2 separate regions of the Homo sapiens genome follow, and region 2 is linked to region 1. A link is a loop called in an ENCODE intact Hi-C map of the cell type or tissue named here. Cell type or tissue: sigmoid colon. All regions are shown on one strand.

Evidence for each region. A loop is a pair of places that touch in the nucleus more often than their neighbours do. Peaks named below come from ENCODE experiments on the same cell type or tissue, not always from the same donor. Only the 100,000 strongest peaks of a DNase experiment are listed, where the experiment ranks them.
Region 2: a loop joins it to region 1, with 4 times the contacts of the local background. A loop is called at or near these places in 13 of 110 quality-filtered maps.

Annotation. Positions count from the first base shown.
Region 1 is chr7:27,743,895-27,746,394 of GRCh38, forward strand. The region is part of intron 1 of TAX1BP1 (Tax1 binding protein 1); the gene reads left to right. Among named protein-coding and RNA genes, the nearest start is that of TAX1BP1-AS1, 4.5 kb to the left of the region's middle. In sigmoid colon, a CTCF peak has its summit at 1,363; no DNase peak of the experiment used is centred here; H3K27ac peaks cover 253 bases.
Region 2 is chr7:27,199,243-27,201,742 of GRCh38, forward strand. HOXA13 (homeobox A13) reads right to left here and starts at 849. Exons shown (of 2, transcript NM_000522.5): 1 at 1-849. The coding sequence starts at 835. HOTTIP (HOXA distal transcript antisense RNA) reads left to right here and starts at 1,179. Exons shown (of 3, transcript NR_037843.3): 1 at 1,179-1,279; 2 at 1,381-2,500. In sigmoid colon, no CTCF peak of the experiment used is centred here; DNase peaks (open chromatin) are centred at 75 and 1,009; H3K4me3 peaks cover 1,795 bases; H3K27ac peaks cover 1,746 bases; H3K27me3 peaks cover 950 bases.

The sequences.
Region 1 (2,500 bases):
TCCCGGGTTCACGCCATTCTCCTGCCTCAGCCTCCCGAGTAGCTGGGACTACAGGCGCCCGCCACCGCGCCCGGCTAATTTTTTGTATTTTTAGTAGAGACGGGGTTTCACCTTGTTAGCCAGGATGGTCTCGATCTCCTGACCTCATGATCCACCCGCCTCGGCCTCCCAAAGTGCTGGGATTACAGGCGTGAGCCACCGCGCCCGGCCTAGTATCTTTATTTTTTATTTTTATTTATTTTTTATTTTTGAGACGGAGTCTCGCTGTCACCCAGGCTGGAGTGCAATGGCGTGATCTCAGCTCACTGCAGGCTCCGCCCCCCAGGGTTCACGCCATTCTCCTGCCTCAGCCTCCCGAGTAGCTGGGACTACAGGCGCCTGCCACCTCGCCCGGCTAATTTTTTGTATTTTTAGTAGAGATGGGTTTTCACCGTGTTAGCCAGGATGGTCTCGATCTCCTGAACTCGTGATCCGCCCGCCTCGGCCTCCCAAAGTGCTGGGATTACAGGCGTGAGCCACCGCACCCGGCCTAGTTTAGTATCTTTAAATGATAAAGACTAGAAAAACACAGAATCACCATAATTATATTATCACACATAACAAAATTACCTTATTTTTGAATTCTAATTGTTAGGACTGGCAAATTATATTTAGTATTTATCTAAATTAAAAAGCTTAATTTGGCTTCATATGTTTAATGTACAGAAGTTCTTACTATGGTCTATTTTTCAGTAAGTTCACTAAGGCTTACATTTTTGGGCTAAAGTAAAACAAGTATTGGGAACCACTGGAAAAATACTACCACAAAAGTCAAATCTGCTTTGGGCTTGAAAAAGTTACAAGAGGAGTAAGTAAAGATAACATTGAAATGCTTCCCTGCCCCCACCCCATGTTTATTTTAGCTGTATACATAACTGAGTGCCCACTATATATTATTTATCTTTTTTATAGACATTAATGCATTCGCAAAATAATAAAATTGGAATTTAGACCAAAGACTTTATAATATACAGTTTACAGCATAACACACATAAAGAAATTCTAGAGGCATTGGAACTTGGGGAAGTGTAGTAGGAAACCTGGAAGAGGGCACTGTAGCCAGCATGTATAAGCATTTCTGATTTTGTTTCCCAGCCAAATGTGTCTGGCCCCTTAATTGTTGACTGGACGTTTCATACTTATCCTTGGCTTGCCTACTTACTATACTCCTGTTTGTAGAGGTGCACTTTAGAGAAGGGGAATCAGAATTTGACATGGTAAAGCTGCTTGCTTCTACTTTCCTTTTTGTGTAGGGAGTGTACTTCTCTCCAACTGAGAGGAGGTTTGTACTTTTTCTCAGGATGTTAGTGAAGCTACACTTCCCAGGCATTACCACAAGGTGATGCAGTGACTTTGCATATTATTTCTCCACTCCCGTGCGACCTTGACATTCTCAGTGAATTCCAACATTTTTGTAAGCTTGCCTAAGTCTGTTATCTGTAGGAGGAGTGAACCAGAGGAACTATGTGGGAATTAGAAATTTTATTATTTAAAATGGGTTGATAATGACATAATTATATTTGATTGCATTCATCCATGTAAACTTTTTAAATGATTAGTAGCTATATTGTAATTTAATAAGAGTAAAAAATGACAAGGTACTGGAATGACTTTTGTAAAATATTTCTATAATTATAGCAATGAAATTTTAAAAAGATTGGAGTGTTGGAGAGAGATTAATGAAGGCCATTAATAGGATAATCACAAATTATTTTACTTTTCAGACTTGTAACCATTGTGAATACTATATTTTAAAGTGAAATACTAGTGTTTTCTATTAGAAAATGTGAAATTCAGGGGAGGGTTTAAAAATGGAATTTCTTGTTAATAGGGCTATTTAAAACAATAGAAATAATACATTTATATATACTTGTAAAAATTCAAACAATAAATTGATGTAAAATTTAAGGTCCTTAAGTCTTCTTTTTACACACATCCCTTATAAGACTATTAACTCTATAGTGTATACTTCTTGAGTTCCTTTTGATGCATTTGTAAACATATACAAATACATATATGTATACCTATGTGCTATTTTGTACCTCAAAAACTTCAGTGAACTAAAAGTATAAGGTTGGATTGTGGGTTTTTAAAAAACTGTTATAATTGAGGTTAACAGAAGTTGAAACACTTTTGCCTTGTTTTATAAAAAAAATAGTTACAGCTTTGTTGGTTTAATTTATTTTAGGAAATGATATGTTAAATTTTAAGAAAAAAGTATTATCCTTAATCAGCTTTTGATTAAAAACATGGGACGTTTATTCTAAGCTAGTTTATTTCCTTCTTACTGAATATCTTTCTTAAAGGAAGCGTGACTATTCACTCACTTCATAGAAAAATATTATTCTCTTAATTCAGTTTTGGTAGTTGTATCTAATAGATGTTGGTTCTGTTGATTTAGCTATAGTTTCTTTTGTTGGTGTCTTGTAACCAGTAGTGAGTTTTTTTTTTTTCTTTTTTT
Region 2 (2,500 bases), 540 kb before region 1:
AGGGCTGGTAGCTTTCCATGGGAAGACCCAAGGGTTCGTGGCGCGACTCGCCGGGGCCCCCGAGGCCCGGCACCACTGGCATATCCAGGTAGCCAGGCATGGGCTGATGGTGGTGGTAAGGCCCGGCTGCGTAGCCCTGGTGGTAGAAGGCGAACTCCTTAGCGCGGGAGCTGAACTCCTCGGCAGCTGGGCCGGCGGTATCCATGTACTTGTCCGCGAAGGCGGCGGCGGCGGCGGCCGAGGCGGGCTGCGCGCACGACTTGATGGCGTTGGGGTGCGGGCCCATGCGGGCGCACGGGTAGTAGCCGCTGCCGAAGTAGCCATAGGGCAGCGCCGCGGGCCCCGACGAGCTCTGCGCCGCTGCCGAGCAGGGGCTGCATTGCTTGGCGGCCTCTGCGCCCGCCGGGCCCGCCGGGCCGGGACCTCCCGAGGACGACGCGGCGGCGGCGGCGGCGGCTGCAGCGGCAGCCGCGGCAGCAGCGGCGGCAGCCGACGGGGGCGCCTCCCCGGGGGCGCTGCTGTAGGCGGACGCGGCTCCTGGCGCCAAGGGCGCCGGGTGCGCCATCAGGTTGCGGCACTGGTTGGCCGCGGCCGCCGCCGCAGCCGCGGCCGCCGCCGCCACCGAGAAGTTGCCCCCTGCCGCCGCAGCCGCCGGGTGGGGGAAGCCCCCGCCCCCGGCCCCGGCAGCCGCCGCCGCTGCAGCCGCTGCTGCAGCCGCCGCCGCCCCTTCCATGTTCTTGTTGAGCTCGTCGGCCACCAGGCCGCCGCCGTTGTCGTAGAGAAACATGACGGTGGGCTCGATCCAGCGGGGGTGGAGGAGCACGGAGGCTGTCATAGCCCGAGCCGCATGGAGAAGACCCCAGTGGCGCTGTTTTAAAAAGCCCCCAAGAAGTGAAGAGCGCGCGGCGCGGGGCCGGGGCCCGAGCGAGGGGGGCGGATCGCGCCCCGCGGGGTCGCGCCAGGCGGCCGCCCATTGGCCCGGCCCCCCCGCTCCGCCCACGGCGTATGCAAAGCGGGCGGCTCCGACTCCAGCTCTGCACGGTGCACCCGTCGTCCCCGCCGCGGCCCGCGCCGTCCCCAGCGCCAGCCGCGCGGCCGCGCACCATTCACCCGGGGGAGAGGCGGAGGAACGTGCGGGTGGGGCAGGGAAGGAAGGCGGCCCCATCTCCGCCCCCCTTCCCTTCCTTTATCCCAGTGGGGCCCAGACCCGCGCAACCAGGCGGGGAGGGGAGGTGGGCGCGCGATTGGGTTGCGATCTGGAGCAGTGGGGACAGGTCAGGTAATTCTGCCGGCGGTCAGGGATGGGAGAGTGGGGAGGACGGGACCAGCCTAGCTCAGAATGGGTGTTTCTTGGAGCCTCTGGGACTGTTTTCTTTCCAGGAACCGGCGCGTATTTCTGCAGTGAGACCACAGGACGGACATCGGCGCCTTCGGCTTCGATGGAGTTGCGATTTTGCTCTTTCCAGGGAAACAGTGGCAGGGTGTTTGCTGCTTATCGGTTCCTGCGGATATGCCTGGGTCCCAGGACATTCCACTGGAGGCTTGGACTGCATTTAGGAGCCCCTATCCCTTCCCTGTCCACACTGTTAGTGAGCAATTTCATATGTTTGCATTTAGACCCATAGACTCAGAACGACTCATCACACACACACACAGTGTACACTGACACACTCACATTCGCACACTTAGGTATACAGCCTGATCCTTGCTCTGACCTGGTAACAACGCTTCCTCCTCCAGAGACTTTGAGATAGAGCGAGCGATCCCTGTGCACCATTCATCCATGCTCCCACCTCGCCAGTATGGCTGGCTTAGTTCTGGAAGGGGCTTAAGAGGAACAAGCCCCAGCTGTGCTTCTGGCTGGGACTTAAACCCCCCTTCTGGGCCCTAAAGCCACGCTTCTTTGTGGACCGGACCTGACTCTCCAGGAATCTGGGAACCCGCTATTTCACTCTATTTTGGGACAAGAAAAAGGGGCTCTTTGGGGCCACTTCCTGCCTTCCCCTCAAGTAGGATCTCCAGCCTGCAGAGGGTGCCTAGTCCTTCTTTGCCCAAGAACCAGTCCAAGAAGCCTTTCCTCTGTGCCTGGGAAATGCAACCTTTTCTTGGGAGCATGGTAGGGTGTTGGTGCTGAAGAACCAAGCAGCGACCCGTCTTGTAGCTGCCATGTTTTGTCGAGGGGTTCTGGGGGTCCTGCTGCTTTAGAGCCACATACTTCCACTTCCTGATTCACTACTGTGAGCTGGTCAGATGCCTAGAAGAGGAACAAGCGTTCAAAGTGAAAGTGGGCACATTACCGGAATAGTGCTGGGGAGAGTGCTGGATTCTTTTCCACCCCAGGCGGACTGGTGAGAAGCCAGGCTTGGACCTGTCCTCTGCTCCTAGCTTGCACACTCAGCCCTAAACTCAGAGCAGCACGCATACCACCCCTCACACACACCCCACCATCTGCTGTCTAAGGCCCCTGGGCTTCCTGCAGGATCCAGACCAATGTGGCTGG